Linked DNA regions of Homo sapiens: region 2 is linked to region 1. Evidence: chromatin contacts called from ENCODE Hi-C or POLR2A ChIA-PET data. All regions are on one chromosome and are shown on one strand. The core of a region is the stretch at or near the end of the contact, and the rest is flanking DNA. Distances in the headings are between cores, read along the strand shown. Region 1 has its middle 9.0 kb from the start of MIR6867. Region 2 has its middle 8.5 kb from the start of TNS4.

Region 1 (4,541 bases), core at 744-3,243:
GGGTGAAACCCCGTCTCTACTAAAAATACAAAAAAGTAGCCCGGCGTGGTGGTGGGCGCCTGTAGTCCCAGCTACTCCGGAGGCTGAGGCAGGAGAATGGCGTGAAACCGGGAGGGGGACCTTGCAGTGAGCCGAGATGGTGCCACTGCACTCCAGCCTGGACGACAGAGCGAGACTCCATCTCAAAAAAAAAAAAAAATTTAGGCCGGGCACGGTGGCTCACACCTGTAATCCCAGCACTTTGGGAGGCCAACGCGAGTGGATCACCTGAGATTGGGAGTTCAAGGCCAGCCTGACCAAGACGGAGAAACCCTGTCTCTACTAAAAACACAAAATTAACTGGGTATGGTGGCGCATGCCTGTAATCCCAGCTACTAGGGAGGCTGAGGCAGGAGAATCGCTTGAACCTGGGAGGCGGAGGTTGTGGTGAGCTGGGATGGCACCACTGCACTCCAGCCTGGGCAACAGAGCCAGACTCCATCTCAAAAAAAAAAAAAAAAAGTTCAAGAGCAGGCTAAATTAATCTACGGGGATAGAAGTAAAAATAGGCTGGGCACGGTGGCTCATGCCTGTAATCCCAGCACTTTGGGAGGCTGAGGCGGGCGAATCACGAGGACAGGAAATCGAGACCATCCTGGCTAACACGGTGAAACCCCGTCTCTACTAAAAACACAAAAAAAATTAGCCGGGTCTGGTGGCGGGCGCCTGTAGTCCCAGCAACTCGGGAGGCTGAAGCAGGAGAATGACGTGAACCCGGGAGGTGGAGCTTGCAGTGAGCCGAGATCATGCCACTGCACTCCAGCCTGGGCGACAGAACAAGACTCCGTCTCAAAAAAAAAAAAAAAAAAAGAAGTAAAAATAGTGCCTACTCAATAGGGTAGGGGAAAGTATTGACCGTGAAGGGGCATGAAGAAGCCCTGTGGGGCGATAGAAATGTTCCATATCGGCCAGGCGCGGTGGCTCTCGCCTGTAATCCCAGAACTCTGGGAGGTCGAGGTGCGGGAGGCTGAGGCAGGAGAATCACTTGAACCCGGGAGGTGGAGGTTGCAGTGAGCTGAGGTTGCACTGAGCTGAGATCGGGCCACTGCACTCCAGCCTGGGCAACAGAGTGAGGAATAAATAAATAAATAAATAAAAGAAATGTTCCATATCGTGACCTGGGGGTGGGTATACAAGTGTGTCTATCTGGCTTGTTGAGTTGGTCATGTAAAATTTGTTAAGTGTTACCGTAGCTACATTACACCATAAAGCAATTCAGATTCTGACAGTCCACTGTTTTTAATAACAGATTTAAAATAAAAAATTCTCCCTTCCTGGCCAGGCATGGTGGCTCACACCTATAATCCCAGGACTTTGGGAGGCTGAGGCAGGCAGATCACTTGAGGTCAGGAGTTCAAGACCAGCCTAGCCAACATGGTGAAAGCCTGCCTCTACTAAAAATACAAAAATTAGTTGGGTGTGGTGGCGGTCACCTGTAGTCCCAGATACTCGGGAGGCTGAGGCAGGAGAATCAGTTGAACCCAGGAGGCGGAGGTTGCAGTGAGCCGAGATCCCAACACTGCACTCCAGCCTGGGTGACAGAGCGAGACTCTGTCTCAAAAAATAAATAAATAAGGTGTCTTCATGAGGTGTGCTGCGTGCAGTGAAGAATTTAGGCAGTGCCCTTTGAATCCACTAGGTGTCACCACCAAGATTGTTTTCTCAACCTGCCTGGGGATGAGGGAGGAGGCTACATAACCCAGAGGAGGATAGTGCCTTTCTTGGGGTAATCTTGAATCCTTCTGAGAGGGTCTATCCCCAGATATAAGTCATATTTGACCGGAAGAACTTGTTTCTTCAGTCTCTCCCTATGAGCTCTTTCATCTTTAGCGTTTAAACCCTTTTAAGTCTCCATTTTTAAAAACACTTTCCTTCTGTAGTCCTAGTGGGAGGATCGCTTAAGCCTAGAAGTTTGAGGCTGCAGTGAGCTATGATCACACCACTGCACGCCAGCCTGGGAAACAGACCAAGAACATGTCTCAAAAATAAATAGGCCGTGTGCAGTGGCTCACGCCTGTAATCCCAGCACTTTGGGAGGCTGAGGCAGGAGGATTGCTTGAGCTCAGGAGTTTGAGACCAGCCTGGGCAACATAGTGAGACCCTTACCTCTACTAAAAAAAAAAAAAAAAAAGCCAGGTGTAGTGGCATATGCCTGTAATCCCAGCTACTCGGAAGGCTGAGGCATGAGAATTGCTTGAACCCAGGAGGTGGAGGTTGCAGTGTGTGGAGATTGAGCCATTGCACTCCAGCCTAGGTGACAAAGTGAGACTGTCTAAAAAAAAAAAAAAAGAATCCTAATATTTGGGGAAAAAAAGAAAAAACATTATGTTTAAATGTGTTGTGTAATATTTCAATCATACAAAAAGTTTAAAGACTAATATAATGAGCACTTGAGTCTCCACCTCCCAGCTTAGGAAATGAAAACTTGGCCGGGTGCCGTGGCTCACTTCTGTAATCCCAGCACTTTGGGAGGCCGAGGTGGGCAGATCATGAGGTCAGGAGATCGAGACCATCCTGGCTAATACAGTGAAACCCCGTCTCTACTAAAAACACAAAAAAATTAGCCAGGTGTGTAGTCCCAGCTACTCGGGAGGCTGAGGCAGGAGAATCACTTGAACCTGGGAGGCGGAGGTTGCAGCGAGCTAAGCTCGTGCTACTGTACTCCAGCCTGGGCAACAGAGAGAGACTCCGTCTGAAAAAAAAAAAAAGAAAAGAAAAAAAGAAAAAGAAATGAAACCCTACCCTCCAGCTGAACCTGGTACCTGTCCCCAGTTGCATCCTCTTTCTTTCTTTCCAGAGACAACCACCCTCATAAGTATGGTATTGTGACACAAAGTAGCAAACCTAAGTAGCCACTTTTGTTAATTCTGCTTGCCAGCAGAATTTCACCAATTCCCTTGGCAGCAGAATTTCACAAAGCCCCTGAGTCAGTGTGAGCACAGTCCCCAGCCCAGAAGAATGCCCTGAAAATGATAAGCAGGATAGGGCACAGCTTCCTGTGTCTCTTGCCAAAGTCACTGCAATTTCCGAAAAGATAAGTTCAGTGATCCTGGCCTTTGCTTCTTCCTGTACGTAAAACAATGTGACGAATTAATGATTATGCCTCTGTAATCTATAACCAGATGTATCTTCGCACCCATACTTTGATGAGATTTTGCTCTAATGTAACTTCTCAGCATATATTTAATATAACTTCTGAGCACATACAGAACCGCCACCACCTGTGTATTCACTACTCCGGAGCAGTCTAACTGAATCTCTCTGAAAGTCTCCTCCCAGGTTGGGCGCAATGGCTCATGCCTGTAATCCCAACACTTTGAAGGCTGAAGCAGGTGGATCACCTGAGATCAGGAGTTTGAGACCAGCCTGGCCAACATGGTGAAACGTCATCTCTATTAAAAATACAAAAAAAAAAAAAATGGCCGGGCGTGGTGGCTCACGCCTGTAATCCCAGCACTTTGGGAGGCCTGAGGCGGGCGGATCACAAGGTCAAGAGATTGAGACCATCTTGGCCAACATGGTGAAACTCCATCTCTACTAAAAATAGAAAAATTAGCAGGGCGTGGTGGCGCATGCCTGTAATCCCAGCTACTCGGGAGGCTGAGGCAGGAGAATCACTTGAAGCAGGGAGTCGGAGGTTGCAGTGAGCTGAGATCGTGCCACTGCACTCCAGCCTGGCAGCAGAACGAGACTCCGTCTCAAAAAGAAAAAAAAAATAGCTGGGCGTGGTGATGGGAGCCTGTAATCCCAGCTACTTGGGAGGCTGAGGCAGGAGAATCGCTTTAACCTGGGAGGCGGAGGTTGCAGTGAGCCAAGGTCATGCCATTGCACTCCAGCCTGGGCAACAAGAGCGAGACTCTGTCTCAAAAAAAAAAGAAAGAAAGAAAGAAAGTCTCCTCCCAGATTGCAATCCTCAGTGAAACTCTGCATAAAACTTATTCTTTAAATGCTTGGTTTTTCTCTCTCTCTCTCTCTCTGTCTCTTTCCTTCTTCTTCTTCTTTTTTTTTTTTTGGGGGGGGTTCAGGATGTTACTCTGTCACCCAGGCTAGAGTGCAGTGGTGCAATCACAGCTCACTGCAACCTTGACCTCCTGGACTCAAGTGATCCTCCCACCTCAGCCTCACGAGTAGCTGGGACCACAGGCATGCACCACCATACTCGGCTAGTTTTTTTATTGTTTGTAGAGACAGAATTTTGCTACGTTGCCCAGGCTGGTCTCAAACTCCTGGGCTCAAGGGATCTTCCCATCTCAGAGTCTCAAAGTGCTGGGGTTACAGGTGTGAGCCACTGTTCCCAGCCAAAAGCTTGATTTTTCTTTCATCAACAGTATAACATTCCTGTAAACTTGTACTACATTTGTATACATCTCCAAACAGTGTGTTGCAATTTTGAGGATAACAGTTTTATTGAGATGTAGTTCACATACTATGTAATTAACCTAAAATGTACAAATCAATGGTTTTTAGTATATTCACCAAGCTGTGTAACCATCACCACAGTT
Region 2 (4,541 bases), core at 1,336-3,835, 310 kb after region 1:
AGCTGGATGTGGTGGTGCACGCTTGTAATCCCAGCTACTTGGGAGACTGAGGTGGGAGGATCACTTGAACCCAGGAGGTGGAGGTTGCAGTGAGCCAAGATCATGCCACTGCACTCTAGCCTGGATGACACAGCGAGACTCCATCTCAAAAAAAAACCCAAAAACATTAGGTACGTGGAACTTTACAAATTATATACATGAGCTATATATACATAAATATATTAGTATTTACATTACAAAAATATATGTACATTATAAAATATGTTATGCTCATTATACGTATATGTGTAAACTATATTATATACATTCTAAAATTTTAAATAAAGATGAAGAAAAAATACATTGAATCTTTTTCAATGATATATTTAAAAGTAATTTTATGGCATCTCATTTAATTAAAACCCTTTTGTTCTCACAATGAGAGCAACGTGATTGAATATGCTTGTTTATTTTTGAAACTCCTGGTTTGTGAAATCTGAAAACACTTTGTGGAACAGTGATTTGAATGTCTCATTCTAAATTCAGTTTATTTCAATATTCAGTTTTAATGGTTGTCACAGCTGAAAAGAAGGCCTCACGAAGATACCTAGATCCAGACGGATGGGGTGCATTGTGGGCTCAGCTCATTAAATCATGACATTAATTTTCAATTTTCAATTTCATCCACCAATTATGCAAAGGTTTTGTTCAAAATTGGCTTGCAAATTTCCATCTTCTCTCATGTCAATCAGTTGTTCTTGCAAAGAAATTGGAATATGTTGCATTATAATACTTTCAGCAAATGGCTTTTAAACCCACTCAAACTCTTCATTTAGAAGATTTTTAAGCAAATTAAACATTTCTTTTTTAGTTCGTTGTTTGAAGGGCAGATATGAAGGATCTTGGGAACACATGAGGTTTTCAGCCACAAAATCATGTAACAATAGGAACACTTTCAAACCTTATTTTCAAATGCTCTGTCATATTCTTTTCCTTCCCCCACAGTTGCTTCCTTGATAACTTGGCTGCACTTCACCTTTATCCTGATGAAAAGAGATTTCATTTTTGGAAATCTCTACTGTAGCACTCAATAGGCAATACTTGTTCTTCCTTTGTGATATGGCAAATGAGGCGATCTTCTACTATTTTCTTGCTGTTTCTTTGCAGAAATCTTTTTAGGCCGTTTATCCTTTTTTTTTTTTTGAAGGAGGGCTAATTTAGTTTGAATCAGGCAGTATAAACTGGGATATGCAGACATCAATATGTCACAATACATTGAAAGTGAGCAACAGAGTGAGAGTATAGCCCTCAAGTTCTCTGCCTGATGGAGTGACTAATTCAGGGGACATAATTGGCCAACAAACAGACTGAGTGAGGGTGCCTAGGTCAATCTGTATGTTAAATATTAGTTGACCTGAATTTATTTATTTATTTATTTTTCTCTCTTTTCTTTTCTTTTTTTTTTTTTTTATTTTGAGACGGAGTCTCGCTCTGTCGCCCAGGCTGGAGTGCAGTGGCGTGATCTCGGCTCACTGCAAGCTCCGCCTCCCGTGTTCACGCCATTCTCCTGCCTCAGCCTCCTGAGTAGCTGGGACTACAGGTGCCCGCCACCACGCCTGGCTAATTTTTTGTATTTTTAATAGAGACGGGGTTTCACCGTGTTAGCCAGGATGGTCTCGATCTCCTGACCTCGTGATCCACCCACCTTGGCCTCCCAAAGTGTTGGGATCACAGGCATGAGCCACTGCACCCTCCCTCTTTCTTACTTTTAGATACAAATACATGTATATGAATTCTAAAATTTTCTTTCCACATTCCGCAGTACTTTTGGAGTATGTATGTGCAACCTCATTGGACTGACAGGTGAGCTGAGGCTTAGTGTGGGGGTTGCCTATGGGCTCCATTGCCAATGGGGTGATAATGCCAGACTGAAACTCAGGTCCTTGCCTTCCACGATCCTCCCTGGACCCTGACAGTGTGGATGTGGAGGTGATGCAGGGTAGCCTGTGCAAGCCCCACCCCTGCATAGGGTCCTGTGGTCCTAAGAATACCTGTCTCCCTGGACTCAGGGCCAGAACCTCAACATCTGCTCTGCTCTGTGCTCTCTGGGGAGCAGCACCGGGTGAGCCCAAGAACAGGTGTGGTTCTGATTAGAATGACCCTTTCTTTTCCCACTCCCTTCCTTCCTCACGTCAGAGCCAGGCCTCTCAGACCAAGTCTAGATCACCGTGACCAGGGGTAAGTTATGTGGGCCTCTCAGAACCAAGGAAGTTGTTCTTGGCTTTGGGACATAATTTGCTGATTTGTACACCTCAGTTAGATCTGAAAAGCAAATCAGCCATCTGTGCCCAGAAACAGATAGGCGGGGGGCTGGGCACTGCCGTCCTTGGGCTTGCCCTCCTGGACCTCTCGCTGTCCTTGGAGGAGGGGAAGTGCAGGGCTGCTCTTGGAGGCATCGGTACCTGTGCAGCAATGACCCAAGCTGCTGGACCGTCTGTCCAGACGCTGGCCAGGAGAAGGGCATCCCCGGCCAGCTCGTGTGCGATCCTGCATGGCCCTAGGCCCAAGGTGAGCTCATGGGATGAGTCAAGCCTCCTGCTGAGCCTGGCAGCTGAGTAAGAGGACATGCTGTGCTCTCACACCTCCCTGGCCCCACCGCGGCATGCCCACCTTTGTCTTCCCTTCTGGGGTTTGGCTTGTTGTCACTGACAACATGGGGCAGCCCTTTTGCACACGGCATCCCTGGAGCCACGTGTTAACTGTGAGTTAATAAATGGGTGTTGTTTTAAGCCACTAAATCTGTGGTCATTTTTTATATAGAAGTAGAAGATGAATACATACCATAAGTCTAAATATTCAAAAGTCATAAGTCAAGCTTACAAACTGTTAATAAAATATGTTCTATCCATCTACCTTGATTTTTTTTTAAAATAATGACTGTGAAGGCCAGGGTCAAAATCATAATTCTCTGACAACTAGGAGTTCTGTGCCAGGAGGTAGCTGCCTGGGGAGGGCTGGCCCCTGGATCCCAGTCCCTCGCTGGTGGTCTGGTCCTTTTACCTTCTCATTCCTGGCTTCATCCTGCACCAGAAGTTGGGGGACAGAAGAGCCTGGAGAAGCCAAATTCTAACCGCTCTCCTTCAAACAGCTATCCCTTGGGCCCAGGGTGTGACTTGCTTTGGGGAAATTAACCTGGAGAAGAGTTTCAGGGCTGTATGGGCAGGAATACCATGGTCCTCCATGGGCAATGCATGGTCTAGAAGGGAGGCTGTGGTTCTGGTGACATCCACTCGGACCCACAGATTCTTCATTCTATGGGGGTGACCAGAGCAGAATTCCTCTATAGCCGGGGACCCAGGCCAAGGGCCTTTCATTTTGTCCTTTTATTGTAGTAAAATATGTATGACATCAAATTCACCATTGTGAATTTAATACATTCACAATGTTGTGCAACCACCACCTCTATTTCGGTCCAGAACATTTTTATAGCCCCAAAAGGAAACTCTATACCTATTAAGCAGTCACTCCCATCTCCCTCTCCTCCAGGCCCTGGCAACCACTAATCTGTATTCTGTCTTTATGGCTTTACCTATTCTGGATAGTTGATATAAATGGAGTCACACACTATGCAGCCTTTTGTGTCTGGCTTTTTTCACTTAGTATAATGACTTCAGGTTCCTCCATGCTGGAGCTCATTTCAGCAGCTCATTCCTTTCTAAGGCAGAATAACATTCCATTGCACGGATAAACCGTATGTCCAGGGGCCTTTCCTGCCAGGATCAAAGATGGTATTGGGCTGGGGCTTGGGAGAGGTCAGCTGGTGACTTTACCTCTTTTTCTTTTTCTCCTCCATGCCTCTTGGGGTTTGTCACTTTAGAATATGCTGCTGAGGCTTGGGGACCCAGGGAGACAGCCTGTCTCACCATGTCCCCTAGTCTTTGCAACCTGATCCTGAATCCTGCCTGGCGGTGGCGACAACATCAGACAGAGCTGGAGCTGGTGTGACCCCATCCCAGGAGGATGCTCCTATTTCGGGGATCCCAGCTGTCTCTGGTCAGGGTGCCTCAGCAGAGTCTAGGAAAAGCCAAAGCCCATCTCTGGTGACAGCTCTGAGGTCCGACAGTGGGGAGAGGTGGTGGGTGGGGGGAAGGAGTTGGGCTTGCTCAACTGCCGTGCCTGTAGGGCGGAGGGAGTCCATCCTGGCACGGGGCACAGCAATCGGACCCAAGCCCAAAGAGATGCTTAGCTCTTCACTTGTGGAGCCTATTTTCCAGAGAAATTTAATTCCACATTGTTTTTTCTCTGCTCTGCAGACGCCTCGGAGTTCTGTGCCAGGAACCGAGCTGAGGAACTCAGCTGAGGAAACCACGGGAATCTCATTTGAAGAGGAATTTGGCCCCTGGAGCCCCCTCCCCACTCACTGGTGGGAGGGTGCCAAGACTTCAGTCGCCGCCGCCACACCAGCAAACCCCAAACCACAGGAATGCAATGGGGTCACCTGGGGACAGAGGGAGATGGATGGACAGCGAGTAGGCAGTGAGCCCTTGGGCCTGCATCGCATG

The links. Hi-C counts contacts between places; a loop is a spot of excess contacts on that map. ChIA-PET counts read pairs that join two places held with the same protein, here RNA polymerase II (POLR2A). Pooled maps may share reads with other maps.
Region 2: a loop to region 1 is called in a pooled map of gastrocnemius medialis, with 2.0 times the contacts of the local background. The contact joins two enhancer-like sites. A Hi-C loop is called at or near these places in 1 of 37 single-sample maps with no recorded cell type and 4 of 50 pooled maps. POLR2A ChIA-PET finds 5 or more read pairs at or near these places in 2 of 52 experiments (H1 and WTC11).

What each region holds. Positions count from the first base shown.
Region 1 is chr17:40,200,303-40,204,843 of GRCh38, forward strand. No RefSeq gene overlaps it. Among named protein-coding and RNA genes, the nearest start is that of MIR6867, 9.0 kb to the left of the region's middle. Within about 2 kb of position 1,994, at least 3 of the 41 ENCODE cell types and tissues checked have a DNase peak (open chromatin) inside an H3K27ac peak, as active enhancers do.
Region 2 is chr17:40,507,851-40,512,391 of GRCh38, forward strand. No RefSeq gene overlaps it. Among named protein-coding and RNA genes, the nearest start is that of TNS4, 8.5 kb to the left of the region's middle. Within about 2 kb of position 2,586, at least 8 of the 41 ENCODE cell types and tissues checked have a DNase peak (open chromatin) inside an H3K27ac peak, as active enhancers do.